Linked DNA regions of Mus musculus: region 2 is linked to region 1. Evidence: chromatin loops called from intact Hi-C (ENCODE). Cell type or tissue: heart. All regions are shown on one strand. Links, peaks and the distances in the headings refer to the core of each region. The heading gives the core; the rest is flanking DNA. Region 1 overlaps Htra1 (HtrA serine peptidase 1). Region 2 has its middle 11 kb from the start of Htra1.

Region 1 (15,766 bases), core at 4,360-9,359:
GGGATGGTAACTCTAAGCCTGAAGCAAGGTCAAACATCACAGCTCTGGGTGTGGGTGGTACAGGAGTAGGCTTACCTCGTGACAGCCAAAAGCAGACACAGAAAATGCCAGGGACAAGATAGGCCCTTCAAAGTTGTCCCCAATGACCCATCTCCTCCAACTATGGCCTATCTTCTGAGCCGCCACTAACTCCCAATATTATGTCTCCATCTATGGATTATTCCATCTACTAGGTTAGAGACTTCAGGATCTAGTGACTTCTCGATGATTAGATTCACTAGCTGGCGACCAAACCCATAAGAAACCCTGTCATTTTGGGGAAACACTTCGTATCTAAAACACCATCCTGCTCTGTGTTGCTGAGGCTAAAGAAGTCACTCTTGAGGTCCTTACTCTCGTGGGGCTTATACTTTAGCAAGAGAAGGTAGGAATAGCCAAGCAAGTGACTGGGGTTGCCGCGTGCAGAAGGTTAGCATGGCTAAAGCAGAGGATGATGGGAAGTGGGCTCTGTGCCCCTGCCTGAAGTCTGACTATGCCGCCCTCCACAGTGGGGCTGCAGGATACAGTGCCCACTCTTGCTACATGATTCACAGGCTCACCCTCTCTCTTCCTAGCTCCAGGTTTTTATCCTTTCACAGGTGACGCCTTCCTGGCTCTTCTGAAGTCAGCTCACCACCTAGTGGACACACATCGTCACTGCATAATTTTTATCTTTTTTTGTTTGTTTTTCCTCTCTCCCAGAAAACTAAGAAATACTTTAAGTGCCCTAGACTCAGATGCCATATGCCTCCTTCACTGAATAACATCGATGTTTCGGAGAAAGATGTTCACTCCAGACGGTAATTTGGACTCTGAGGCAACAGGGAGGAACAGTCTCGATGAACTGAGCCTCAAACAGCAACCCAGAAGCCTATTTATTGATTATTACACAAAAGTTGTTTGGGGGTAAAACATGTTTCTCATCTCAAAGCCCCCAATCCAATCTATAGTTTCCCGAAGGAAAACATCACTCCACTGCAGCGTTAGTCCGTACTGTGCACTGTTTGCAGCGCTCAATAATGCAAGACAAGTCAGGTGTGCTGGGGCCATTTGTGACCAGAGTTATACAAAGGCTTTAAGCTCCTTCAAAAAACAGCTCTATAGATAACAGAAAACAACCACTGTTTTCTGCAATGTTTTTTTTCAAGGTCAAAGATCTTCTAAAAGACAACTATTTTGTTCTGATGTCTACCCTAGATATAGTGAAAACCAACAATTTGATTCTAATGTTTACCCTAGATAAAGTGATTCAACGGCAATTCCACTCACACAATATGTACTCACTGATAAGTGGATATTAGCCCAGAAACTTAGAATACCCAAGATATAAGATACAATTTGCTAAACACATGAAACTCAAGAAGAACGAAGACCAAAGTGTGGACACTTTGCCCCTTCTTAGAATTAGGAACAAAACACCCATGGAAGGAGTTACAGAGACAAAGTTTGGAGCTGAGACGAAAGGATGGACCATCTAGGGACTGCCATATCTAGGGATCCATCCCATAATCAGCTTCCAAACGCGGACACCATTGCATACACTAGCAAGATTTTGCTGAAAGGACCCAGATATAGCTGTCTCTTGTGAGACTATGCCGGGGCCTAGCAAACACAGAAGTGGATGCTCACAGTCAGCTATTGGATGGATCACAGGGCCTCCAATGGAGGAGCTAGAGAAAGTAACCAAGGAGCTAAAGGGATCTGCAACCCTATAGGTGAAACAACAATATGAACTAACCAGTACCCCCTGGAGCTCGTGTCTCTAGCTGCGTATGTATCAGAAGATGGCCTGGTCGGCCATCAGTGGAAAGAGAGGCCCATTGGTTGTGCAAACTTTATATGCCTCAGTACAGGGGAGCGCCAGGGCCAAGAAGTGGGAGTGGGTGGATGGGGAAGTGGGTGGGGGACTGTGTGGAGGATTTTGGGATAGCATTGGAAATGTAAATGAAATAAATACCTAAGGGGGGAAGAGAATGGTTGCCCAGTTCTTGGAGAAATAAAAAAAAAAAAAAAAAAGGGCTGGTAAGATGGCTCAGTGGGTAAGAGCACCCGACTGTTCTTCCGAAGGTCCAGAGTTCAAATCCCAGCAACCACATGGTGGCTCACAACCATCTGTAATGAGATCTGACTCCATCTCTGGAATGTCTGAAGACAGCTACAGTGTACTTACATATAATAAATAAATAAATCTTAAAAAAAAAAGAAAAAGAAAAGAAAAGAAAAAGACAATTAGACAAACATTATTAAAAAAAAAAGTTAAGGGTCTACAGAGAAACAGAAATAAGAGGATGTGTTTCAGTAGACAGGAAGACATGGACTGTGAGCGGTGGGCTCATGATGATGCAGGCTGGAAGTCACATGTTACATGTGAAAGCTGAGAGAGAGGGGTGGGGAAGACGGAAAGAGGGAGAGGGGGGGAGGGAGAGGGGGAGAGAGGGGGGAGGGAGAAGGAGAGACTTCCCCTATTGACTCTTGGTGAGTCAAATGATGTTCGCCTATAGTTTTAGGGGCAAACATTTTTATTCACTCCACTAATTCAAAAGCTAATCTCTTCCAGAAACTTCCTCGCAAATAATCAGAAACAAGATTTTCCCAGCTGCCTCTGCTTCCCTTAGCCCAGCCTGGTAAACACAAAGTTAGCTATCACACCCACCATAATGAAAAAGGACTAGCGCTATAAAGTGTGCCAGTGAAGAGGAGGGGCCCTGTGTATGCAGGGACCAGACTATCAGATGTACCACCCGAGCATCCCCTAAAAGGCCTTGGTGGGATACAGGAGGAAGAAACGCGAATGTGCTACCCAAGCAGATGGATCTGAGTGGGTAGATGAGGCAAAGCAGCAAGGAAAGCAGCCCAAGAGAGGGCGGGTGGCTGTGTGGAGGAGGCTGTAGTCCCCCTCACCACCTCAGGAAAGGGGTCTGTGACCCTCATACAGAAACACATGGTGAAGGTGGCCCACCTAGAACTCTAAGCACTAAGCAGGCACAGAGCACAATGATATATCTACCGTGTCAGTTCCCAGGGACTCGTTAGTCCTGAACAGGTTTTCCTTCATAGGGACATGTGTTTCTATCATAGGAGGAGGGTGTGGTCAGAAGTGCTGGCCAGGTAGGAATGGTGCTTGGAGCCACGTGGGAGCCGTGTGGGAGTCACGTGGGAGCCACGCGGGAGCCATCTGCCATGCTTCCAACCCTTACAGTGGGACTTTTCCCTTTTATTTCACGTTCATTTTACAAGTATAAGCCTGTGGGGGGGTCTTCTCCTCCTCCTCTAACGAGTGAGTCCTCCTTGCTCACCGCTGTCCAGGACACGCCTTAGATCTGCAGTCTGACCCAATACAGGCGGTGGTGGAGGGTCAGGGTGGAGTTACTGGATCAGACACGCCCCTCCCTTGGGATTGATTACTGCTTTTTATTGTTTAGTTTTACAATCAGTGAACTTTATGTTTTAAACCAGTTTAGGTCTGCAGCTAAGCTGAATATAAAATGTAGAAAATACCCATATATGCCTGGCCCTCCAACTCTCCCACTGTCAATAGCCACCACCAGCTACATTAGTTAGCCCCTCACTGTCACCTTAAGTTCACAGTGTCCTGTAAGGGTCACTTCTAATGTTCTCTCTCTCTCACTCACTCACACACAGAGAGACCATGGCTTCTCTAATCAAGTGTACTTCTCTCAGCAGTGTGCATTTAATCTTTCTCTGTCTTTTCGTGGCTTGACAGCACAATCACTGAACATGATTCCACGGGATGGCTACACTACAGTTTGGTTATTAATTAGCTATTGAAGGACATCTTTGTTGCTTCCAATTGGGGTAAATATGCATAAAGTATGAGTTTTCTACTCCAAATTGATTTTAGGCTGGCCTCAAATTTGCCTACATCAAGGCTGACCTTTGAACCCATGATCTCCCTGTCTTCGCTTCCCTGGTACTGGGATTACAGGTGTGCACCTCAAAGGAACAAAAAATGTAAACTGGGTGGTGGTGGCTCACACCTTTAATCTCAGCACTCAGGAGCAGAAGCAGGTGAGTCTCTGTGAGTTCAAAGCCAGCCTGATCTCCAAACTGAGTTGTAGGACAGCCAGGGCTACACAGAGAAACCTTGTCTCAGATAGATTGATTGATAGATAGATAGATAGATAGATAGATAGATAGATAGATAGATAGATAGATAGATAGATAGATAAGAAAAGGAAGGAAGGATTCTTATTCTTTATGGGTTCTTGCTTAAAGTACTATCTTAAGGGCTAGAAGAAGGCTTAGCCTTTGAGAACACTTGACTCTTGCAGAGGGCCAGCTTCAGTTCCCAGCACCATTACAGCTGACAACAACTCTAGTTCCGGAGGTTCTGACACACTTTTCTGGCCTCCACAGTCACTGTATGCACATGGTGCAGACATACATGTAAACAAAGCACCTATACACATAAAATAAAAATAATTTCTAAAACACTTTTAAATATTTTTGCTAATGAGAAAACTATGTTTGGTGGATATTTACTTACTCCCTCCTGCCTTCAAAATATCAATAGGGATGGGGCTATACACCTCCTGACTATTACGCCAGCTAGAACTTCCATGCCTTGAGTACCTGATGCAAACTTGGCCACTGTACTGGAAGCCAGCTTTTAGGGCTTGAGGGTTATACAAGCTAGCTTCTACCCTCTGGCCTTTGTAGCTATAGATCCTTGGGCATGGGAAGGCGATTCTCTGAACTTCTGTTCTTCTTCTCTCAAAAAACATCAATACATTGGCTGCAGTGTCACGGGAAATCAGTGGAAATGTTGACTCCATCTATGTAGCACAGTAGTTCCATCATGCCTTTCCTGAAAGTGGGAAATAACCTGGCCAACCTCCCCCAACTCCCAACCCCACTCCCTGAATCAGAGACTACTGTCTTGAAACCTCTGTTCACTTTGATCCACTTTCTTTTGTCATAAAACACTGTGAACAAAAGCAACCCAGTGAGGAAGGAGATTGTGTAGCTCACACTCCCGGGCTGCAGTCCTTCACTGAGAGAAGTCAGGGCAGGGACTTAGACAGGAACTTGAAGCAGAAACCATGGAGGAGCACTGCCTGCTGGCTCATTCCCAGGCTCAGGCTTAGCTGGCCTGGTTAGAAAAGTCAGGGCTATTTGCCCACATCAATCAATAAGACAATCCCCCACAGACACGCCCACAAGCCAATCTGATTGGGCAACCTTTCCATTGAGAGTCCCTTCTCAAAAGATTGGAAACATTTGAAACTAACTACAACATCATCTTTCTCAGTTTCTGTTCTTAGACCCAAAAGCGACTGATTGAGAGAAAAGCAAGGGTTAGCAGGGCAGGATGTAGTTGGGGAATGAGGAGAATGGGTTGTGGGAACCATGGGGGAAGATGGAACTGTGCACACAGTCTTTCTTGGTTTCCTCTTCCCGACAACCCCAGAACACCTTCCCTGAACTCTGCATCAGTCAGGGGTCTAAGCTTTCGGGGTCTGAGCTTTGACCTGGGGTTGCCTTCGGACATCACATCCTGGTCCAGTGAGTTGTTGAAAGAGATTGTAGTAGATATTGCAAGATAGACAGACTACTGCAAGCTCATAGAGCCTGAGAGGTTGCCCAAGAAAAGGTTACTCTTGCCCACTCCCTCCGTGTACCCACCTGCTCCCTCTGACTTCCCACAACATGAATAGTTCTTGCACAGCCATCAGGGCCTGTGAGACACGAGGATTTATCAGTCTCATGAACTCAAGTCACACACACACCCTAAGCCTGGGTCAGGCCAGCTTTTCTTTAATGCTACTCAGATGCCATTGTAGAAAGTAGGACTTCAGTTATCAATGTCACTGGGAGTCAGAAAGAGGGGATCATAGGGTTAAGGGAGAAGGTTCTAGAACTTGGCATCGTGGCTTCCAATATGTCAGCTACCTTTCCTCTCTGTGAGGGATTTCAGACTGGTTACTGAACCACTTGGAGCCTCAATGTCCCTCATTTGTCAAATTTTAATGCTACCTGTCTCTTGATATCAGGAGGCTGTACTACCTCCAGCACAATGTCTCCATGACTGGCGGAGATGACAGTGATGGTAGATGAGGAAGAGGAGACAGGGCGACTGGTAAATTCCTTAGCATGCACACCCAGCTTACCTGACCTGGTAAATAGGAAGCCAAGCCCTTTTTAAGTTATACTAAATGAAAACACACATGTTAGCATTTTCTGCATTTGATCTTCGATGGCTCTTGGCTGGGGCCCCACACTGAGGCAACAGCTTTGCAAAGTTCTAAATAAAGCGACTGAGTGGTTCAGGAAGGCCCCTCCCCTGGCTCTGTGCCACCTACATCTTGATGGGAGCACCAGAGGGTCCGTGAGTCCAGCCCATCTGGGCCCCAGACACTGGATGCAGTGAGCACACTTCCCAGCTTAGCTCTCCGAAGGCCAGGCTGGATAGCGTAGAAAGGCTGCCCCTCCAATGTGTGACTGCAACAGACAGACATGATTTGATTCTAAGCACTGGCATGTCTCTCACTTGACATTTGAGTGCCTTTCATGCTTCTGCTAGGCTGGAAGTTGGGGAATGCGGTGTATCCACCTGGAGCTAGCTGTAAGGCTAAATGAGACACCTAGGAGAAGCCAGATCCATGTTTACCATAGGGTAACACGTGCAACTCTTCCAGGGATGTGGGAAAGCTGTTGTGCACACACAATGCTTGTGAAAGGCCAACATAAAGAGGAGGCAACCTGGTGTTAGAACTCTCAAGTCACGTGGTCATTCACAAATTGGCAGTATTTAAGCCTTAATTGGCCATTAATAACCTGGTCTTATGGAACTAGGTAATAATTACAGAGGTAGTGAGGAGGCAGGGGTGGGTGTGGGGTTAAATCTGACCCTGCCTCTCTCCAACTCTTTGGGCCTTCATTCCCCTCACAATAAATGCCTACTTGGCATATGTCAGTGTTCACTCTGCACACACTGAGACGAAATGACAGATTAGCACACATGCACTGCGCCTCCTACACCATCCACTCCCTAGTCAGACCCCCAGTAGTGGTCCATGTTACTATCATTATCAACTTGACACAGTCTGGAATCACCAGGGGAAAATGTCTAAATAAGAAATTGTCAACTAGCCTGTGGGCATCTCTGTGTGGAATGACCCTGATGGTGTTAGTTGACAGAGAAGGATCCAGCCCACAGTGGGTGGCACCATTCCCTGGGCTTGGTTCCTGGATTGTATGTGTGGAGAAAGTGAACTGAGCACTAGCTTTCATGCATTCCTCTGCTCTTGACCGTGGGTGTGACTGACTGCTAAAATTACCTTGGACTGTCTTCAGTCCCACTAATAACCATTAATCACCCACTTCTGTATCTGACCTAAAATTCTTTAGCCTACCAGGTACAAACTTTTAAAATGTCATCAAGTTAGGTAGAGGTAGCACAAGCCTTTAATCCCAGAACTCGGGCGGCAGAGGCAAGTGGATGTCTGTGAGTTCAAGGCCAGTATGGTCTACAGATTGAGTTCCGGGACAGCCAGAGGTACACGGAGAAAACCTGTCTTGAGAAACAAAACAAACAAACAAAAAGTACCATCAATAGTATCCGAGGCCAACATCAGAGGGCCACTTTGCTGTGAGCCATCTACCCAATATCCTCACCCATGTAATTGCAACAGCATCGATTTATGGCCTCTTTTGTTCTGTGACCATTAAGAGCTCAGATAAGCATGCCCATAATGGAACATGCCATTTGGGGCAACCCAAATCCAAGCTCCCAGGCTATGGTCACCCATATTTGGTACAGAGTAAACTACTCCTTTTGGACCAAGAGCTGTTCTACAGACAAGCTCATCCATTGAGACAGATTTGTCTGCCGGCACAAGGCCTGTCTCTGCCTTGAGAAAGGCTGACGGACCAAGTCCTGCGTGGGCTCAGAAAAGATGTCTCAAAGTAAACTGCAAACACCATAACTCAGGTCTGGGTGACCTTCCTTTACCCGCAACTTCCCCCCATCTCTTAGGACCTTTGAACTTGTTTCTCTCCCCAAGGTTTCTTCTCAATGAAAGTTCCTTTGAGCCAGTTAGTTTTTCTAAGTCGTTTACTACCCCTTTAAAAGTGCCTGCAGCCCCACCCCACCCCACCCCTCTGTCCTCTATGAAGAGGGCATTCACACTTCAAGCATCTGCATGCTTTCTTACAGCTACCAAGAACAGTATGCCATGTCCTTTCTTGATACTCAATACTTTGGCTAACGTCAGCAAAGACCCTGCTATCTGGCCTTCCACGGCCTCTCCAGGTAGAGAAATTAAACTCCTCTTTCCAGTGCCAGGACCATGTTGTTGATGTTGCTTATCCAATCTTTGACATCACCTCCCACACACATCACCATACTTCTCATGGGGTCCTACATCTAGATAGGTGTAGCTCAAGTTAAGGTCACACAATGATTTGCTTGAGTGTAGCTGTCTGGGGTCTTGTAAAGTTTTCCCAGAGAGAAAGAAACCCGAAGCTGTGCAGACTACACTTGTGGGAAGGCAGGCTGAAGGAGCTAGGTCCAAACTCTGAAGGATGGAGGGCTTGCTCTTATTTTAGACCCAGGATAAGTGAGTTTGCCTCAACCCTGTGCATTATGTGGATTTAGATCAGGCCATTCCTGTGTCCTAGTCTAAACTGGCTGTCTTTCAGGAGATCTGATTGACTACTAGGAGCCCAGAGAGCAGATAGCTTGCATCACTCCTGCTCTGGCTGTCCCCCATGCTTGGCCCACAGCAGGACAGATGCAAGGCCTTTTGGCACAGAGCAGAGGTCCAGGAAATCACTGTTGACGGATTGCATGATGTATGAGATCTACGCACACTCTCCTTACTTTGATGAGCTCCAGAGAAAAGCAGAACTGTCCATTCAGTGACCCAGGGTGGCCAAACAGGGTTGTATAACACAGGCAAAGCCCAGAGCGGGATTTTGAAGTAAGTCATAGGGCTGAGAACAATGTAGCTGAATAAGGAGTTCACCAACTTTAAGCCATTTCAAAATGACGACAGCCAGCTGATAAAAGAAGCACGCCAAAATCTACGTATGAAGAAGTATTTTAATAGCTGAAACTCAAAGTCACTGTACTCCGGGTTCCAGGATTCCTAAGAGGCATTTTTGGCCATCTCAGAAGCCAGGGTCACCCACCTGTGGTCTCGGGGCATCAAATTCCTCTGAGTGCCGACTCGGAGGAAAAGTGTAAACACGCCCAAGACCATGGCTGCGAGGACCTTCCTCTTGCCTACGCATCCGTCAACTGCATTAGTCAGACAACTTAGGCTAAGGGAAGGGACAAATGTTGACTGTGTAAGCAGGAACAGCCCAAGCTTGTAAGGAAAAGCACGCTGCATACATAGCATACAGAAGGCAGGACTTCTGCCTGTGCACCTGCAACATTACATTTGTTTTGCCCGCAAACTATCAAGAAGGATTCTGTCGGCAGGGGTGTTCCCTGAACAAGCAAAATGTTGGACAAAGGTCCCGGGTGTCCTGCGTCACCAGCTCAGTTCTCATGCGCCATCCCCTGGAGTCTTTGAGGGAAACATGAAGTCTGGCTCCTGCCTCTGCCTAGGGGTCGATTTCTTCAGGAATCACGGTAATCACAATGTCTTCATTGCCCCTGCGGACAACCATGTTCAGGGTGTTCTCCTTTTTGATGACATCGCTGACGTCATTGGCAGTGACCACAGACTGTCCGTTGATGCTGATGATGACGTCATTTTCCTTGAGCCCTCCGCTGAAACGCAAAGGGAAACACACTGTTAACCCTTTCCATTCCTCGCAGTCATGGAGAAAGGCACAGCTTAGAACCCAAAGGTCCAGAACAAATGGGGGCTATAGGAAATGGTGGTAAGACCTCGGACGGAAATGACTTCAAGCAGAGAAGATGGCATTTCCTGTCGAGATTATTTTTTAAGACCAAATCAATAATGTCCCTTGTAGAAATGCCTATGAAATCTGTGTGAACTATGATCAACTGTCCTCAGAGGGGACAAGGAAACACCAGATCCTATGACCACAGCCAATTTCCTCATGAATGGAACTGTAATTTAGAAAGCGATTCCTCCAGGAATGTTGGATGCCTCTATTCAGAGATGACTCCTCTGTGCTGTGGCTGGAACCTTAGTTCGTACGTGACAGGATCACTATGCTACCAAGGTCCGACTTGTTCTAATACAAGTCTACAGACTTTTTCCACAAAGGGCCAGATGGGAAACAGCTTAAGCTTCGCAGAGTATTTGGTCTCCGTGTCTTAGCTATTCAATTCTGCTGCAGCAGCATAAAAATTGCTCCAGACAAGATGTCATCTTGTCAGGGGACACAGCTGTGGTCTAATAAAACATGTGTGCGTATTTGCACTTCAGAGAATTTACAGTATCACAAAATAGTGTCATTTGGATGTTTTTCCCCAACCATAAAAATAATGCAAGAACTGATTTTTTTCTCAGCTCACAAAGAGGCATCAGGCCGGGTCTGACCGTAGGGCGTCACGTGCAGGTCTTTAGCACATTATTTCTCTCTAGATGTCAGGGGGTCCAGGAAACAAGCCGAAGTTCCAACTCAGCTGCTTCTACTGTTTTGATGTCATTGGGGTCAGTTTCCCTATAGGTGTTGGCATCTCCGACTTCACTAGTCACAAATACAGCTACAGAAGGCTCTGTGAAGGGACAATCTGCGCTATCAAGCTCTCTCTACAGCCAGGCTTCCTAAGGATTCCCAGCGAGCCCATTAGTGAGTGCTCCTCCTATATGGATGACCCCTGAGACGACCCAAGGGAAGAAGCATATTTCTGTGGACAAGCCCTGAGCCCAAGGCAGTCAGGAGCCCTGGCTGATAGGAAGTGAGGGCCCACATGGTCATCTGAGCCAGCACAAAGAGGACACTGCCCCCTGACCCACAAACCACGCAGTTATCAGGAAAAAGAGGGAGAACTCCACACTCACGCTTCTGCCGGGGTGTCAGGAATGACTTCAATGATATATGCCCCAGAGAGCACATCCGGGAAGTCTCGGTGACGGTCCTTCAGCTCTTTGGCTTTGCTGCTTGGGAGAAAACGTGCTTGTGTTAATATTAGCTTCCCACAATCTTCTCAGGCCAGCACTCAGCTTGAAGTCTTCTGATCCTACTTGACCATGACACATCTAGAGGCTTTGGCACAGCACAACATTTATATGGAGGTCTGAGGACCACCTCCAGTCCCTGCCTTGCACCTTGTTTGAGACAGGGTCTCGTTTGCTGCTGCATACACTAGGCTAGCTGGCCTGTGACAGGGAATCTCCTGTTTACCTCCCGTCTCCACAGAGAAAGCACTAGGAATATAGACGCCTACTTCTTTGCCTGGCTTTACACGGGTCCTGGGGATTTGAACTTAGATCCTCATACTAGCACAGTAAGCACTTTTCCCACTGAACCAGCTCCCTAGCCCCTGACTCTGCTTTAAAATGGCCTGCCTACCAGCATCAACAGGACTCCAAATAATAGTAAGGAACTACTTTAAGCAACAGCACAGGACTGCTGCTGTGGTTGGTTGTCACCACCACAGCTGAGCTGTACATGGCTATACAGTGGGCACACCTACACTGCTAACCTCATCCTGAAGGGGACGGTGCTGAGCACCCAGTAAGCTGAGATGTACAAGAGCTTAAGGGAACGACCCAGGAAGGTGACTCCATAGCCTAGCTTCCAAAGACAAGAGGTGTGACTTCCATCTCAGCATGCCATCCCATCCTTGGCAACACTAAGAAAAGCACCATTGTTCATAACCTGTGTGGAATGTCTTAATATTTTGACAATTGAATAAAACAGCGCTATCAACACATCCTCCTCTCGAATGACTCAGATATTCAGACTTGCTAGTCAATTCTGTTTCCTGTACTTCATGAAGGTACCCTCACCCCCACCCCCATCCACCCCGAACCTCTTCCGTATGTCATGAGCCTGGCAATCCCAAGCAGCAACTTCTGCACTCAGGAAAACAAGTCCATCAGTCATCAGTACCCTAAGGCAGGACCCACCCCTGCTTTCTTGCAGCCACACCCTCACACCAGTGTGCAGGGGAGTCCGGTGCTCCAGGCTGGGGCGGGCACTGGGGCGGGCAGTGAGGCATTCCTGGAATGTGAGTTTCAACAGAATAAGTGGAGAGAGGCAGGCACAAAAGTGTGCCTGCTAGTGAGCCTTCTGATGCTCAGGCCTGCCTTCAGGGAGGAGGGCGGAGTCTTGGGAGGGGTGGAATCAGACCTGCCAACACAAAGAGGCCCAAGGCCACACACCTCCCCTTCCCCAGTGTGATGACTGAAGGAAAGAAATAGTTTCTCTTCAAGAATGCCCACAAAGCCTTGTGAAGCCCAAGTGTACATACATACAGGTCATTTGTCTTTACAAAGTTATGTGTCCTGTTTACCCACCTAGATGTGAGCGACATCATTCGGATCCCAATATACTTCTTCTTGGTGACAGCTTTCCCTGGTGTGACAACAAAGGGACCAAGAAAGAGGGGGAAAAAAAAAAGTAAGTCAGCACAGTCCTCCGGAGTGTGGGGAGACAGGAGCCAGAGCTCTAAAGCTCCACCTTATAGCATGAGCCACGGGGAGGGAGGGGGGAAGGGGGGAAGGCACCCAAAAACTGTAGTTCAGTCCTGGCCTGGGTTCCAGATCTACAGTGAGGAATGTCTCTCACTTTAAAAAATACTCAAAACCTGTGGCATGACCCTGTGTGTGTTCTATGGGTGTCCGGAATGAGAATCCCTTTGTTCAACCACCACCACCACAACCACCACCGCCGCCACCACCGCCACCCTGGAAACATTTATTCTCAGCTTGAAAGGCCTGATCTTCACAACTGTCATCTTCCCTTCTCCCAATTCCTTAAGGGCAGCTATGCCTCTGGTGTAAACCTGCCAAGGTCTCCGGAATGCCCTGCTCTAGTTACCTTTGGCCTGTCGATCGTGGGACTCTGTCAAGAACTTTTTTATCTTATCGGATGGAATTGCGAAGGAGATGCCCGCCGTCACCTTCAAGGTGTTAATCCCAATCACCTCGCCATCCTGAAAAAGCAAGGGACACAGCTCACTAACTCCAGGAGGGTCAGAGGCTGGCACAGGCTGGAAGAGGGCAGAAAAATCTATAGGACGGGTGACTTGGAAATGTGTTGCCAGGTGTGGTGAGAGGCGTTAGGGCACCTGCATTCTGGAGTAGCTGAGATAGGATCACCGTGAGATCCTGGCAAGCCTGAGCTACAGTTTGAAGCCGAGTTTCAAAAACAGGTTGAGAGAAAGATGCTATCTTGACTGGTCATCCCAGGCTCTACCCACAAATGCGTACAATTAAAATAGTAATAAAAAAGAAGCGTGGGCCGGGAAGACGGCAACGTGGTTAAAGTGTCTGCCGTGCAAATAAAAGCACGTGTGTGTGTGTGTGTGTGTGTGTGTGTGTGTGTGTGTGTGTGTGTGTGTGGTGACCTGGCAGTAATTCCAGCCTCAGAGGTAGAGGCGAGATCCCCGAGAGAAAGCTGGCTGGAGCAGCCAGCTGTAGTAGCACCTAGCTCTGGATTCAACTGAGAGACCCTGCCTCACTGACTAAGGGGAAAGGCGAATGAAGATGGTCCTCCATCAACCCCGGGCCTCCACAGGCACAAATACACACATGTGCACAGCAACACCCTCTCCCTCCAATGAACACACACACACTTGGGGCCACAAACATGCAAATGCTCATATACACAGACATATGAGCGAGGGAAGTATTTGAGCTGTGTCTGAGAATCAGAAGGGCTGGAAGGAGAAGGACTAGAAATAACGAGGAGAGACATTAGGGCACCTGGGTAGTGCCACCCACATTCAGCTTTGAAGGGAACAAGAAGCTCCAGGTAGAAGCTAAATGGTTGCCTTATTGCATAGATGGATGATTTCAAACTCCACAATATTTTCTCTTTTCATGGGAAGGGATGTCTGAGTTGCTAAGGTAACTATCCATCCTTCCTTCCTCTCCTGTTTCCAATGACTCTAGATGCTGGCTTGAGCCACAGGCCTCACTCCTAACAGCTTCCCCAAGGTATGGCAGGGACAAGTAAAGCTGTGTCCCTTCCCTAAGAAGTTTCTGGTGACCTGATGCTGTGCTGACAAAAGGACTCTGAGAACTTTCAGTATACATTGTTCCTGGTGTGCTTTGTACATGTCCATTCCTGACACCAAGGGATCCAGCAGGACGGTACCATTGGGTGGCCTCTACTTGATACTCTCTCAAACAACCCCCAAGCGCTGGCATTCTGTGACCTGAAGCCTTCAACCTTATACTGAAGTGCTGAAGTCTAGGTTAAGTGAGACATCTGTGAGCAAACAGGTGGTTCCCCGTCATACCCACAGGCATTCAGGGAGAGTTCTGGCATGGATCCGAGCCAGGCCAGCTCATCTCCGCTCAGCAACCCTCAAGGCTGAAGGTACCTTTCTGCAGCTGGCAGTACTGTGGGGACTTTCAGTCCCCTTTCTGCCTAGACTGGGCTTGAACTCCATGGCATCCACCTGTGGCTTGAAACACAAGAAGAGTCCTCTAACCTTACTGCTTCCAGAAAGGGCTGGTGGGGTAAGGTGCAAAGGAACAGGGCATTCACATAGCTGACTATAAAGCTGACTGCTTGTTCTGACAAGCTCACATGCAAAGAGAAAGCAAAGACATGCCCACAGACGAAACAAACCCAGCACAGATACTGGAAAGCCTTACCAGGTTTACTAACGGGCCTCCGGAATTTCCATACTGAAACGGAACAGAAAGGGAAAGGTTGGCTCTGTATCACACCACCGCCCAATCATCGTCTCTGCCCAGATTTCAAAGCATTGTAGAAGCAGCTGGCAGGGGCCTTCCCCAGGCTTTGTCTCTGATCACCTAATATTTAACTGAGAAAATGGATCTGGACCATTTTCACAAAGCTCGGGATGCGCCACAGTGAGATGATTTAGTTCTGAGACCACTGTGAGTAGCTAAACCCACTTTTACCTCCTCCTCGGATGAGACTGGCTACCCACTCACTTCAGAACCCCATAGTTCAACTCTGTACAGCCCCAAGTGGGACATTTCTCCTAACACCAGAACATCATAGATGTTCTGGGAAATCATGCAGACTACAAGAAGGTTTGCGAATAAGAAGAAGCCCAGCTTCCTCTGCTCGAAACTTGTCCCCAGCCCAGCAGGTAGAGGGGGCAGAGGGCTCACATTGATGATAGCGTCTGTCTGAATGTAGTCCATATCGGAGTTCCGAAGTCCCAGCTCTTTGCCGCCTCGCTGGGTGGTGCTGACGATCCCAGTGGTGACTGTGTTTTGAAGAGAAAAGGGGCTTCCAATGGCAACTACAAATTCTCCAGGTCTCAGCTCTGAGGAGCGGCCGAGCAGCAGGACTGGCAGCTTTCCCTGTAAGCACAAACGGAGCTGTGGCTTAGCAAGCTGAATAATACAAATACAAAGGACAGTCCCGGTCCCTAGGAGCTGAGCTTGGGGTGGACACCCCTCTCCTGAGGGACAAGCCCCTACCATATAATCCACACACCACAGGTCATTATCGAGTCAATGGAACAGAAGACAATTGTACCAAGGAAAATGGGAAAAGGTGATAGACTGTTTCTACATCTGTGCATCTGGACAGAGAACATGGAGAGACAACCTAGGTTTAAGACTTAAAGATCAAAATCCCAGACAGAAATCCTGAGCCCATGTGCCTTGGAGGAATCAAG
Region 2 (15,766 bases), core at 6,493-11,492, 64 kb after region 1:
CTCTCTCTCTCTCTCTCTCTCTCTCTCTCTCTCTCTTTTAAATGCACTTTTCAGTACATCATGAAAATTCACTTCTCATCCATCAGGTCTTGGCACCTAGAGAAGTGTTTTTTTCCAGAGGGAAGCTTTGACGCCAAACAGGCCACTTCACTGCCGTTCTTCCTCAACCCCAGTTTCTCACATTTAAGCTTTAGTTCTGAAGAGTTGATCTAGTGATGAATAAAGAATGGTGAGACACCATAGCTGCCAAAGCCTTATTCAGCAAAAGAAGACTTCAGAGTGGCAGTCAGCAGCTAAGGCTACTGTGCATCAGGAGAAAGACGTGGGGCAGGGGTGTATGTGTGCGTGTGCGTGTGCGTGTGTGTGTGTGTGTGTCAAATATGTCACAACAATAAATGACTAATGCAATGAACAATATAGTTGAAGATAAGAAGAGAGCTGAGGAGATGGTACAGTGGTTAGAGCACTGGCTATTCTCTCAGAGGACCAGAGTTCAGTTCCCAGCACCACACGATTGGCTCAAAACCATCTGTAACTCCAGCTCTAAGGAAGCCGATGCCTCTTTCTGATCTCTGTGGGCACTGCATACACATGAAACACATACACATATGCAGGGGAAAAAAAACATACAAATAAAATGAAATTTTTTAAAAACATTTTAAAGAGTGGGAACCTTATTTTGTTTTTTTTTTGAGGCAGATTTGCATGTGTAGCCCTGGCTGTCCTGGAACTCACTCCATGGATCAGGCTGGCCTCAAACTCAGAGATCCATCTTCCTCTGCATCCTGAGTGCTGGGATTAAACGCATGTGCCACCACCTGGCTAAAAGTGAGAAGCAAAAAAAAAAAAAAAAAAAAAAAAAACTAGAAAAATCCAAAAGTTCCCAACATTTAGAAGTGACAAGCATTTGAAGCAGCAAAAAGTCTGTTCACAATGAGCTTTATCATGACGCATCATGTGCACATATATGTGCACATATGGAATGATCCTCCTAGACCCCATAAATATGTACAAATATTATATCTACTAAGATATTTTCAAACTTTAAAAGAAAAAGAGATTGGGCCATATCTCCAAGGACAGGGAGGGTTTGTCCAGATAGAAGGATGCACTGGGGCCAGTGTTATGGATCCCACTAGGTGTGGAGATTCCAAACTGAGAGGTGGGTACAACTGAGGGCAGAATTAGCAGTTAAGGGGAGGGGCCTCCTGGGTTAGGGCTCTCAGTGCCCTCCTAAAGAACGGGGACGTCATACAGATTCGAGGACACATTCCAGCCAGCTGTGAAGGTGTGTTTTTATAGACTCGCTTTGCTGCACAATATATAGGAGATTGAAAAAAAAACAATGGATTCAATAACATGATTTTAAAATAAAAATATGTTATTCTATATGTCACTCTGTTGAGTGCTTTGAATTAGAATGAAGTTTAGGCTAGTAGAAGGAACCCAGTGGGCTAAGGAGAGTCCAATGGCCTTGTAACATTTCATTTCAGGGTGGCTCTTTGTGCAAAAACCCCTTCCTCAGAATTAACACAAAGGCAAAACTGTTTAGGATATTTGGGGGGGGGGGCTTTTAATGCCCCTGAGATATGCTGCCATTTTTACTAGCAAATCATAAACATCGACGGCTATTCATGACAGAAGCCTGGACCCCCTCAACACCAACTGACCCCCGAGCTGGTTGCTGCTCCACTGCCCTTCAAACTGATGCATCTGAGTTCATCTGAAGATCTCTTAATTCAAATGGTTTCTCAAAGTAAACCACTTCCACAGGATTAACAGTCCCCGTGACTGCACTGACAGGTTGCTTCCCACACACGAGCTTTAGAAAAGTTAAACGTGCCTGGCAGGTGATGGAGTGAGTTCCTCACCAGGAGATGAGGCTCAGGTGAACATGAGTTCACGCAGAACCACAGGCTGATGCCGAAGTAGAACGATGACCGGTTGTCAGTATTGTTATTCAGGGGCAGCAGGCAACCAAAGCATGAGCCAAGGTCAGGTTTGGGGAACATAGTGCCTTCAGAGAGAATTATTCAGATAAAGAAAATTTAAGCCATATAGCTAATGGCCCTGCTTGGAGACCCCCAACCTAAGTTTTTAAAAATAATTATTTTTTAAGATTTATACATATGTGAGTACACTGTTGCTCTCTTCAGATGCACCAGAAGGGGGCGCTAGATCCCACTACAGATGGTTGTGAGCTACCATGTGGTTGCTAGGAATTGAATTCGAACTCGAGACCTGTGGAAGAACAGTCAGAGTTCTTAACCACTGCACCATCTCTCCAACTCATTAAAAGAAATTTTAAGTAGTGTTTTTATTTATTGACAATTTCATACAAGTATACAATGTATCTTGATCATACCCTTAACCTGTCATCTCCCTGGGTCCTCCACAACACATTCCCCCTTCCATCTTTATCTCTTCTCTTGTATTTTCATTATTTTGTTTTTTGTTTTGTTTTGATTTTTTTAAGACAGGGTCTCTCCGTGTAGTCCTCAATGTCCCAGAACTCACTCTGTAGACCAGGCTGGCCTCAAACTCAGAGACTCACCTGTTTCTGCCTCCTGAGTGCTGGGACAAAAGGCATGTGCCACCAACTCTGGGCTCTCCTTTAAATAACCCACTGAGTCCCAGTTAGTACTGCCCACGTACATGAGTGTGGGGTTGTCCACGGGGGGCATGAGCAAACCATCAGTGGCCACACCCAAAGAACAATGACTTCCCAAATACCTTACCCTATATCTCTCCCAGAGGTTGATAGATGACTCTCATGCAGATAGCTGGTAACCCACAGCAGCTACGGATTTGCCAGGGCAACGGCTATCGGTCAAGTGCAGATGATAGGGGTCAGTTAGTCCTGTCTTGGTTTCACTTTTGTTGCTATGAGGAAATCAAAGCCCCTTAAAGGGATAAAGAATCTATTTTGGCTTTTACTTCCAGAGGGTTAGAATTCACCATGGAGAGACAACATGCTGACAAAGACACGACTCTCAGTGGCCCACTTCCTCCAGTGAAGCTTACACAACTTTTCCAAAACAGTCCCTATTCAGGAGGTGAGGACCCCAGCCACACATTCTCACTACCACAGAGCCACGAGCTCTGCCTCTTCCACCATTGTATTAGTCAGGGTTCTCTAGAGTCACAGAACTTATGGGTAGTCTCTATATAGTAAGGGGATTTGTTAATGACTTACAGTCTGTTGTCCAACTCCCCAAAAATGGTCAGCAGCAGCTGTGAATGGAAGTCCAAGGAGCTAGCAGTTGCTCAGTCCCACAAGGCAAGCAGGTGAAGAAGAGAGAGAGCGCATAAATCTTCCTTCTTCCAATGTCCTTATGTAGGTCTCTAGCAGAAGGTGTGGCCCAAATTAAAGGTATGTGGCACCATGCCTTTAACTCCAGATGTCCTTGAACTCAGAGATCTCCCTGGCTTAATCTTCTGGAATTCATAGCCACTATGCCTCAAGATCTCCATGCCAAGATCCAGGTCAGAAACTTGTATCTCCCAGCCTCCAGATTAGGACCACAGGTGAGCCTTCCAGTTCTGGACTGTAGTTCATCCCAGGTATAGTCAACCAGGAATAGCCACTACAACCATCATGGAGTACATCTTCCCAAACCAGGAGCCAAAAGAAATCCTTCCTTACGTGGCTTTGCCAGATCCCAAGTGTACAAAGTCACTACTGCCAGAGAAGGTGAGGTGCAGACCTTAGCAGCTGGGTAAGGCTACGAAAGTCTCAGTTGCTCCCTGCCTGTCACAGTACTGTCCTCCTGCTCAGTGATGAGCATAGCCCCTCCCAGGGTAGAAAGGGGGGGTACACATCCAGGAACACCGCCCCCCAAATCCCAGGTCTCCAACAGAGTCCTTGATCGGGGCTCTCACTTTCTCACTGCCTACTTGATCCCAGGAGGGAAGAGTGCTGTGTGGCAAAGAAGAAGAGCATGAGGCAGGGACAAGGGCACTGTCTTTCTGCTAAGCTAGCTTAGCCTGAATCAATAGTGAAAGGAAGCGAGAGAGAGAGAGAGAGGGAGAGAGAGAGAGAGAGAGAGAGAGAGAGAGAGAGAGAGAGGAAGAAACAAAGAAAGAAAGAAACAAAGAAAGAAGCAAAGAAACAAAGAAAGAAGCAAAGAAAGAAGGAGGGAAAGAAAGAAAAGAGAGAAAGAAAGAAAGAAAGAAAGAAAGAAAGAAAGAAAGAAAGAAAGAAAGGAGAGAAAGAAAAAAGAAAGAAAGAAAGAAAGAAAGAAAGAAAGGAGAGAAAGAAAGAAAGAAAGAAAGAAAGGAGAGAAAGAAAGAAAAGAGAGAGAAAGAAAGAAAAGAGAGAGAAAGAAAGAAAAGAGAGAGAAAGAGAAAGAAAGAAAAGAGAAAAAGAAAGAAAAGGGAGAAAGAGAAAGAAAAACCAGAGGCAGGCAGGAAGGTTATTAAATTACAATGATTACTGGGCATAGCAGGCCATAATCTCGGTATTGGGAGATACACAAGAGTATCAAGCATGCAGCCTCTGTTGTTAAGTCCCCCTTTTCATTTCTTTTTTCTTTTTTTTTTTTTAAGATTTATTACTGTACATAGGAACACTGTAACTGACTTCAGACGTACCAGAAGAGGGCATCAAGATCTCATTACGGGTGGTTGTGAGCCACCATGCGGTTGCTGGGATTTGGACTTAGGACCTTCGGAAGAGCAGTCAGTGCTCTTACCCCCTAAACCATCTCACCAGCCCCCTCCTTCATTTCTGATTTTATTAATTTGGATACTATTTCTGTGCCCTCTGGTTAGTCTGGTTAAGGGTTTATCTATCTCATTGATTTTCTCAAAGAACCAGCTCCTCGTTTGGTTGATTCTTTGAATAGTTCTTTTTGTTTCTGTTTGATTTCACCCCTGAGTTTGACTATTTCCTGCCTTCTACTCTTGGGTGTTTTTGCTTCTTTTTGTTCTAGAGCTTTCAGCTGTGCTGTCAAGCTGCTAGTGTGTGCTCTCTCCAATTTCTTTTTGGAAGCACTCAAGAGTTATGAGTTTTCCTCTTAACACTGCTTTCATTGTGTCCCATATGTTTTGGTATGATGTGTCTTCATTTTCATTAAATCTAAAAAGTCTTTAATTTATTTCTTTATTTCTTCCTTGGCCAAATTATCATTGAGTAGAGTGTTGTTCAGCTTCCATATGTATGTGTGCTTTCTGTTGTTTTTGTTGCTATTGAAGACCAGCCTTAGTCCATGGTGATCTGATAGGATGCATGGGGTTATTTCAATCTTCTTGTATCTGTTGAGGCCTGTTTTGTGACCTATTTATGGTCAATTTTGGAGAAGGTACCATGAGGTGCTGAGAAGGTATATTCTTGTTTAAGGATAAAATGTTCTATAGATATCTATTAAATCCATTTGATTCATAACTTCTATTAGTTTCACTGTGTCTCTGTTTAGTTTCTGTTTCCATGATCTGTCCATTGCTGAGAGTGGGGTGTTGAAGTCTCCCACAATTATTGTATGAGGTGCAATGTGTGCGTTGAGCTTTAGTAAAGTTTCTTTTATGAATGTGGGTGCCCTTGCATTTGGAGCATAGATGTTCAGAATTGAGAGTTCATTTTGGTAGATTTTTCCTTTGATAAGTATGAAGTGTCCTTCCTTATCTTTTTTGATAACTTTTGTTGAAATTCTATTTTGTTGAATATTAGAATGGTTACTTCTCCTTGTTTCTTGGGACCATTTTCTTGGAAAATTGTTTTCCAGCCTTTTACTCTGAGGTAGTGTCTGTCTTTGTCACTGAGGTGCATTTCCTGTGTGCAGCAAAATGCTGGGTCCTGTTTATGTATCCAGTCTGTTAGTTTATGTCTTTTTATTGGGGAATTGAGTCCATTGATGTGAAGAGATATTAAGGAATAGTGATTGTTGCTTCCTGCTATTTTTGTTTTTAGAGGTGGAATTATGTTCATGTGGCTATCTTCTTTTGGGTTTGTTGAAAGATTACTTTCTTCCTTTTTCTAGGGTGTAGTTTCCCTCCTTGTGTTGGTGTTTTCCATCTATTATCCTTTGCAGGGCTGGATTTGTGGAAAGATATTGTGTAATTTTGGTTTTGTCATGGAATATCTTGGTTTCTCCATCTCAATAATAAAAGAACTTGGGGAATCACCATCCCTGACCTTCTCTGTATTACATACAGAGAAATAGTGATAAAAAACTGTATGGTATTGGTACAGAGACAGGCAGGAAGATAATGGCATAGAATTGAAGACCCAGAAATGAACCCACACACCTATGGTTACTTGATCTTTGACAAAGGAGCCAAAACCATCCAGTGGAAAATAGACAGCATTTTCAACAATTGGTGCTGGTTCAACTGGTGGTCAGCATGTAGAAGAATGCAAACCGATCCATTCTTATCTCCTTGTACAAAGCTCAAGTCCAAGTGGATCAAGGACCTCCACATAAAACCAGAGACACTAAAACTCATAGAAGAGAAAGTGGGGGAGATCCTTGAACACATGGGCACAGCGGAAAAAAATTCCTGAACAGAACACCAATGGTTTGTGCTGTAAGATCAAGGGTCAACAAATGAGACCTCATAAAATTGCAAAGCTTCTGTAAGGCAAAGGACACTGTCAATAAGACAAAAGGCAAAGCCGGGCATGGTGGCGCACGCCTTTGATCCCAGCACTCGGGAGGCAGAGGCAGGCGGATTTCTGAGTTCGAGGCCAGCCTGGTCTACAAAGTGAGATCCAGGACAGCCAGGGCTATACAGAGAAACCCTGTCTCAAAAAAAAAAAAAAAAAAAAAAAAAAAAAAAAGGCAGATTGGGAAAAGATCATTACCAATCCTACATCTGATAGAGGGCTAATATCCAATATAAACAAAGAACTCAAGAAGTTAGACTTCAGAGAATCAAATAACCCTATTAAAAATGGGGTAAAGAGCAGCTAAATAAAGAATTCTCAACTGAGGAATATTGAATGGCCAAGAAGCACCTAAAGAAATGTTCAACATCCTTAGTCATCAGGGAAAGGCAATTCAAAACAACCCTGAGATTCTACCTCATACCAGTCAAAATGGCTAAGATCAAAAACTCAGGTAACAGCAGATGCTGGAGAGAATGTGGAGAAAGAGGAACACTCCTCCACTGCTGGTGGGATTGCAGGCTTGTACAACCACTCTGGAAATCAGTCTGGCAGTTCCTCAGAAAGTTGGACATAATACTACCGGAGGACCCAGCAGTACCACTCCTGGGCATATACCTAGAAGATGCTCCAACATATAATAAGGACACATGCTCCACAATGTTCATAGCAGCCTTATTTATAATAGCCAGAAGCTGGAAAGAACCCAGATGTCCCTCAACAGAAGAATGGATACAGAAAATGTGGTACATTTACACAATGGAGTACTACTCAGCTATTAAAAACAATGATTTCATGAAATTCTTAGGCAAATAGATGGAACTAGAAAACATCATCCTTAGTGAGGTAACCCAATCACAAAAGAACACACATGATATGCACTCACTGATAAGTGGATATTAGCCCAAAAGCTCAGGATACCCAAGATATACTTCACAGACCACATGAAGCTCAAGAAGAAGGAAGACAAAGTGTGGATGCTTTGGTCTTTCTTAGAAGGGGGAATAAAATACTCACAGGAGCAAATATGGAGACAAAGTATGGAGCAGAGACTGAAGGAAAGGCCATCCAGAGACTGTCCCACCTGGGGATCCATCCCATATATAGTCACCAAAAGCAGACATTATTATGGATGCCAAGAATTGCATGCTGCCTGATATAGTTGTCTCCTGAGAGGCTCTGCCAGAGCCTGACAAATATAGATGCAGATGCTCACAGCCAATCATTGGAAAGAGCACGGGGTTCCCAATGGAGGAGTTAGAGAAAGAACTGAAGGAGCCGAAGGGGTTTGCAACCCCACAGGAAGAACAACAATATTAATCAACCAGACCCCGCAAAGCTCCCAGGGACTAAACCACCAACCAAGGAGTACACGTGGAGGCACCCATGGCTCCAGCCACATATGTAGCAGAGGATGGCCTTGTCGGACATCAATGGGAAGAGAGGCCCTTGGTCCTGTGAAGACTCAATGCTCCAGTATAGGGGAATTTGAGGGCAGGAAAGCAGGAGTAGGTGAGTAGGTGGAGGAACACTCTCATAGAAGCAGGGGGAGGAGGGATGGGATAGGGTGTTTCAGGGGGACCAAGAAAGGGGATAATGTTTGAAATGCAAATAAAGAAAATATCCAATTTAAAAAAAAAAGGGAATGCAAGGTCATCCTCTACTCTATGTCAAGTTTAGAGTCAGCCAAGGGTATAGGAGACTCTGCCTTGAAAACCCAAGAATAAAACTACAAAGCAAAAGAGTCCCAGTGATGGTTAGACCTGCCTGAGTCTACTGGACACACCAACTGTACAGGCAAACTGCAGGGCGTTTCAATTACAAGTCAGCGAAGCTTCTTGAAACAGCCTCGGTGGAGACTGAGCACCCTGTGCCTCTGATCTGAAGACTCACCAACTCTACACAGCAGTGCCGAGAGCCACAGACAGGCCATCCTATATACTGTCACCATGTGGGTAACATATGCACATATATTGCAGCCAGTCACCTAGTCTGTATGTATGTGTGCGCGTGTTTGATATGCACACGTGTATGGGGAGCACACAAGCCCATGCTGGTACATGTGCATGTGCATGTGGGGGCCAGAGCAGGGAGGCAAGCGTCCTCCTTTAGTGCTTGCTATCCACATGTTGCCTTGAGACAGCAGTCTCCCTCATGTACTGGATGCTCTCATTTGGGCGAGGCTGGCCCATCTCTGCTCCATATTGCTAGGGATATAGGAACACCCAGCCACGCCTAGCTTTTTTTTTTTTTTAATATGCATGCTGTGGATTTGAACTCAGGTCCTCAAGCTTGCAGACGAGCCACTCTTACCCACAGAGCCTTACCCAGTGATTCTGTAACCAGGGCAAAGAAGTCTAAACTCAATGACACTTGGTGTGTTAACTTACCAATGTCCTCCCCCAACAGGGAACTCGGACTTGTCCATCGCGCCCACACAGCTAGTCATACAGCAGGCTCTGGCCTGAAGTTGCCATGTGAACAGATGCCCGTGGCCTCAACCAGGTTCAACACATCTTCATCTTGACTTTCCTGTAGTTTCTCTCCTCAGCCTTCATTTCTGATGTGACTCTCAGCCGTAAGCTGTCTGCATGCCAGATGGCTGACGGCATGGCACCAGCGCAACATTGTCCCCAGTGAATCATGGCTGAGGTACTTTTCCACTCGGCCAGCTGCCGCCCAGCCTCTCCATCCTCCCAGAGAGCCTGACACTTTGTCTTGTGGTTCTCGTGTTCTTCCCTGCCTGGCCGCCATGTCTGGATGTCCCTGTACCGGGTACCAGTAAGAAAATTCACTCTCCATTCCTTGAAAAAGAATAGTTATCAGCTTGAGAAACCAGGACCCTGGAAGTCACAGCCCCTTCCTTTCAGGAAGACCAACAGCTCAGAAAGAAAGAGGGGGAATGCATACACCCTAAGCTTCAGGAAGACCCAGCCCAGATACGTGGGTCACTCAGGAATCCCTCCCTAATGGCTGAACTTTCCTGGATTGAGGTTCTAAACTGTGTTGCACCCCTAGGGAGAGCCTCACTGATCCACTAAGCAAGACGCAGGACAGGAAGCACGAGTGTGGCTGCCCTGACTGTTTGACAAAAAAACAAATCTGGAAGGCTTTATGGGGGCAGGAGTGTTCTTTCTACGTGGGAGGAACAAGGGATATTGTTTTCTGAATTTAATATTCTACACTAACCATTAACACTGGTAAAGAGTGTGGATAAGACCACCAGGAAGGAAAGGTAAAGAAAGCCAGTTTTGCCCCCCAAGTCCACACACGCTGGCCAGAGGGAGGGAGGAGAAGGGCAAGAGGGTGCATTTTCCAATGAATGTGCTTTCACCCTCCCTGGGATAATCCCACCCATCTAGTCATTCTAAGTTAGTATGGGGCTGGGTAGATAGCTCTGTTGGTAAAATGTGGCTTGTGGTGAGAACAGGAGGATCTGAGTTCAAACCCAAAGAACACATACAAAAAAAGGCCAGGCATGGAGGAATACACATATAAGCCCAGTGCTAAGGAGGCAGTGACAGCTGAAGGCCTGGGACTCACTGGCCAGACAGTCTGGCTTAAGCTGGGGAGTTCTGGACTAGTGAGAGACTCTATCTCAAAACAAAAAGAACTCCAAAAAAAAAAAAAAAAATCAAAGTTGGCTGTCATCTGAGAAGCAACACCCAAAGTTTGACCTCAGGCTTCCTTGTGTGCACACATGCACACAGACAGACCCACCCATACATGTACTCACCACACCCATGTACACACGTGCACACGTACTCACACACACGTACCTGCATATACAACATACATACACATGCACCCACACACAGAGACACACATACCACAGACAGACCCACACATACATACATGCACCCCCCACACACACATGTGCACATGCACACACACACACTCACAGAGATATGCACACAACACACAACACACAATCTTTAGGTCCTCAGAACAACTCTTCTCACATGGAGAAGTGGCTTATTCTCTTTCCATCCTCCAGGCTCACCTTCCGTAAGGAAACAGCCTTGCAAACTGTCTCGACCAACGTAGCAGCTTCTTTGAAGGCAGCATCTAGGTCTCACATTGTAAGCTGGCACACAGATAAATAAACCAACAGCATAGAAGAGAGCTCAGGCTAGTGCAAGTCTATAGTCACCTGATTACCAAAGGCTTTGCTGTAACCCCATAGCATGGTTTCTTGAAGAAAGCATGCTGCACCAACTGCTACTCAGTGGGCAAAAGAGGAGTTGGTTCCACGCACACACTCATCCTAAGTGGACCAAAGGTTTACTAGGAAAAGATGAAACCAGGGAAGTGTCCAGGTGAAAAAGGGTTTGCACAAGAAACAGTGAGATCTGGGGACAGGAGATTGTGTGAACAGGGCACAAAACTAGAACCTCAAATAAATAAAAGAGACCCTTATGTGACCTAATTAAAAAAAAATAGAAAATTTTTTTTAAAAATGAAGAATTTCTGCTCGTCACAAATGAAGACAAACTTCCACAGTGAAAGAACTACAAACAGCTTTAGAGCACCTGTAACCAGAACATACAACTCAAGAGGAAAAGGGCAGGGCTGGAGAGATGACCCAGCAGTTAAGAGCACTGGCTGCTTTTCCACAGGATCCAGGTTCTCTTTCCAGCATCCACATGGTGGCTCACAACCATCTCTAATTCCAGCTCCAGGGGCTACCATGCCCTCTTCTGGCTTCCATGGGCACTAGGCATGTGCATGGCACACACACATATAAGCAGGCAAACATTCATACACTAACTTTTAAAAACAGGCAAAACTGGGGGAGGGGGGATGTTGGATAAAGGGTTCACAAAGCATCCAGTGCCAACAGGAAGACACTAGCAGACATGATGGGCACATGCACAGGAGGCTAAGTGCCACAATGGGCAGAACCCCAAGGCCGCCTCCCAAGTCCCTGCCCCCTTGGTGGCCATGTCCCTATCCCTCATTTTAGGACAAGATCTGTGGTTATAATGGATGTCACTTGTGTGGTTAGGTTAGCTGGGGTTGGGGTGGGGGGTTCACATGCATAATTAAGGTTTCTATTGAGTTTAATGTTGAGTCCATCAAAAAGGAGAGTAGTCAGGTCTGGCCTGCTCTGGTCAGGAGAGCCCTTTAAAACAGAAAGGCCAAGCTGAGCATAGAGTTCAGTGGTTGAACATTTGTTAGGCCCTGGACTCTATCATCAACAAACACAAAACACAGGCATAGGCACACAGACACAGAGACAGACAGACAGACAGACACACACACACACACTACCTTGAGCTTACACAGGTTTTCCTGCTGGCCTTGAAGAAGCAGGCATGTATCACTCTAAGCAGTTTATCTTTTCTCATGACCAAGGAAATGAACTTGACCACAGTCCTGTACACCTGTTAGGCACACTGCTCAACACCCATGACCTCATCTGTCAATCATCTATGCCCAATAGTGGAGCAGGCTGCCTTTAGGGACAGCCACCTTGCCTGTCAGCCTGGGTCATTGACTTTCCTAGGACCTTGCCTACTTTAAGAACTCAGAATATTTTAAGGTAACTTATTAATACCATCTGACCCACAAGTGCAACACATATATATCATACACAGACAAAGGCAAAAAGTTAGTCTTCTTACTATTGAAATTTTGTAATCTTACTAAATGGGGTAGAATAATTCAAGATTTCATTGTACTCACTGTAGGGTTGTATTATATTAAGCTATAAATAATTGAGATTATTTTATCATTTTTTACATAATAAAATGCCAATCCCTGGTCATGTCTAGCTTGACTTATTTTCTCCGGCCAATGAAGCATTAACTTGATGGCATGTGTCACTTCTGAGCAGTTTTGAAGTTGACTGGAATACTTTTCCTTCTCCCATGGCTTCTAGACATTTCTCAGACAGAGGCTGCTCAATTTGCTTAGGCCCCAGGATGAACATGACAACAGGAGCATCAGTGACTCTCGATGGACATCTAACAGTCAATGAGACTGTGGGGGGTTGAATGGCAGTGTTTCCCACAGGTTCAGATGTTTCAATACTGGCCTCCAGTTGATGACGTAGTTGGGGAGGTATCATGTGACCAAACTTTTCCTAGAAGACTCAGCACATTTCTACTCATCCCAGCAAGGGAGCTAAAGACAAACCAAAGTATGGGCACCACCAAAATCCAACGTGGTGAGTTTTATGGAGGTTGCTCACAGAAATATGGGTAAGGGTTTACTTAACAGGAGCAGAAATTACTTCAAACACAGCTGTGTCATCAAAGCCCACCCCAGCATAAGTCAGAGAGCTCAGAAAGCTGGGAGTCTGGAGCACACTACACAGGCAGGCAGCTCAACAGGTTTGCACGTGTCCTTTCCAAGAGGCTCAGTTGGTTTAAACCTCTTCCACCCAGCTCAGATAGTGTCTGCTTCTTAGGGGCAGCTGTCTAATCTAGTGTCAAGAGTCTTTTTTTGCAGCTTGTCTTTGTAGTTTTTATTGCTTACTTTGTCAGAAAGGACAACTAGTCGGTTTCAGGGACTTCCTGAAGCTCTTTTGAGTTGCTTACTTTCCTGTTTAAGGAACTGTTTTTGCAGGATGGGATGTTTCAACCTTGGAGGAAAATGTTGCACAGCAGAGGTGACAGGAGCTAACCTTGCCAGAGGAAGTTTGGGCATGGGGGTTCAGGTTTCAAGCCACTCCCATTCTCAGTCCTCCCACTTCTTGCTTGTAGTCCAAGATGTGTCTTTAGCGTCCTGCTCCCAACATTATGCTTTCCTATCACTGTCATGTCTTCCTGTCATGAGGGACTGTCCCGACAGAACTACTAACCCAAATAAACGCCTCCTTTTATCATCTGCCCTGGTCATAGTGTCTTAGCACAGCAACAGAGAAGTAGCTGAAGACTGGCCAGCTCGAGTGTGGTGAGCATGGCTCTGGCAGGCCGTGTGCCCTTTCTCCCCCATTCCCTCTGCCTTGCTAAGAACTATTAGATTGCATTCCTAAAGCTGGCCTATCCCCTTATTTGGCCACTTCTTCCTCAAGCGCCAGCTATCAAACTAAGTCCAGTCCAGTAATCAAAAGCTCCCTTTGGCCCACCTAATTAACATGTCAAATTAAAATTAAATGCCCATCCTAACATGGGGCTGCCCCCTGAACCTTTATAGACTATGTCTGGACTATGGACTATGGACTATGTCTGTCTCCTCTTTATCTAGAAATAGTCCTTTGATGCTGTCCCCAAACCCCAGGACAAATAACCCTCTTCCTTGTCCTCTTTCCCTTCTCCCACACCCTCCATCTCCTGTCTTTGTCTCTTATTCACCACCTTTTGTCCCTCTGGGGCAAATGTACTTTGTGCTGAGAATTTGGCCATGGGGGTCCTGAGCTGATAAGCCATCTCTTAAAGTAACTAATAGAAAACCTCTGCTACAACTCTCCAAGGCCCATTCCTGTAATATAGCCTAGCATAATCTTTCAATATCTATCTTGGTCTACCCTGTGACTTTTATGTCTGTCTCTCTTACTCCTTATTCCCTGGGACCCACGGAAATTTCCTGCCCAGGAGAAGCCCTTGAATGCTGAGTGGATTTAATCAAGAATATTGTTCTGCTGGAAAGAAACTGACTGAGCATAGCCATAGACACTGTGCCCTGCTCATTAAGGCCTGTCCTAGTTTTAAGCTTAAGGACAAGAATCAATCATGAGCCAAGCTGTATTAGGTCAGGAAAAAAAATCCCCAAACAATTAGGGCTCCATGAAAGCTGGCTTGGAACTGCTTCCAAAATCCGAATAGAACCCAATGTTCAGCATATGAATTCTGGCTCCTCTTCCTGGGGGCCTGTCACCCTCATCAGGACAATGGCACAAAGCAAAACAACAGAACTGGGAGCTGCAGTGAAGTCATGTTGGTCTGCATGGACCATGAAACAGAGTGATGGAAAGCTATCAGAGGTGTATGCAGGGGATCGACAATGTGATGTGAGTGAGTGTGTGTGTGTGTGTGTGTGTGTGTGTGTGTTGTTTGGTTTTTGAAACAGAGTCTCACTCTGTAGCTCTGATCAGCCTGGGTAGATTGCCTGGCCTAGAATCCACTGAGATTCTAGATCTGCCTGTCTCTGGCCCCCAGCACTGGAAATAAAGGTGAGCACCACCATTCCTGGTTTAAATATTGAAATATATATATACTACGTCATGGAGCTGAACTACAGCTCAGCAGTAAAGAGAAGCCACATGGCAGCACACAGACAACTGTTAACTTCAGTTCCAGGGGACCAGACACCATCTTCTCCTCTCCCTAGGCACCAGGCACTCATGTAATGCACTTACTTCTGTCTCCATGCGTCTAAATCTAGGACCATGACTATAATCAACTTGGAGAGGAAAGGGTCTATTTGGCTTCCATACCCCAACTCCCAGCCCACTGAGAGAGGCCAAGGCATGAACCTGGAGATGGAGACTGAAGTACAGGCCATGGAGGACCGCTGCTTCCTGGCTCCCCATAGTTTGTTCAGCCTGCTTTCTTATAGAACCCACCTACCCAAGGGTGTACCACCCACAGTGCCACCTACCAACAGTAATCACTAATCAGTTGTCTTGCTTACAAATAATCTGAGGGAGGCATTTTCTCAACTTCTCGTTCCTCTTGCCTTCTGTCAAGCTGACCTTTCTCAATTCCAAATTTGCTTATCCGATTGGCTGCTAGCCATTTCTCCCCTTAGATATCTAACAAGTATCTGAAACATAACATGTTCAGCCCTGAGATTGTACATGTCTACCTGCAGAGCCCCTACCTCAGTCATAGCTCCTCTGTACTTCTAGTTGCTTGGGCCAACAAACAGGCTGTTCCCCCTTTACTCCTGGTGCCTTACCTTCTATCACCCACCACATGTGACCCACTGGAAAAATCTCCCACCTTCAAAATATAAACAGGTAAGTGGAAGACTGAGAAGAAAGAATGAGAAACAGGAGGAACTGAAGGGACTCTCTAGCCAGCCCAAGCATGGCAGACATGGCTCTGGGAAGCCTTGATCCTCTTTCCCATTCCCCCTGCCTTGCTAGAAACCTGTTACTACATTCCTAAAGCTATACCCCCAAGATCTATTCCCTTATGTGGCCACTTCTTCCTCCTGAGACCGACTACCAAGGATGAGCTATCAAAGCATTGAAGTCCAGCAATCAAAAGC

Evidence for each region. Peaks named below come from ENCODE experiments on the same cell type or tissue, not always from the same donor. Only the 100,000 strongest peaks of a DNase experiment are listed, where the experiment ranks them.
Region 2: it touches region 1 in a loop (2.2-fold over the local background); 10 of 42 quality-filtered maps call a loop at or near these places.

Annotation. Positions count from the first base shown.
Region 1 is chr7:130,978,981-130,994,746 of GRCm38, reverse strand. It overlaps Htra1 (HtrA serine peptidase 1), which reads right to left. Exons shown (of 9, transcript NM_019564.3): 4 at 15,252-15,446; 5 at 14,763-14,795; 6 at 12,976-13,090; 7 at 12,453-12,510; 8 at 10,992-11,087; 9 at 9,089-9,784. The coding sequence ends at 9,616. Among named protein-coding and RNA genes, the nearest start is that of Dmbt1, 45 kb to the left of the region's middle. In heart, for the core only: no CTCF peak of the experiment used is centred there; a DNase peak (open chromatin) is centred at 6,306; H3K27ac peaks cover 300 bases.
Region 2 is chr7:130,917,014-130,932,779 of GRCm38, reverse strand. No RefSeq gene overlaps it. Among named protein-coding and RNA genes, the nearest start is that of Htra1, 11 kb to the left of the region's middle. In heart, for the core only: no CTCF peak of the experiment used is centred there; DNase peaks (open chromatin) are centred at 9,189 and 9,599.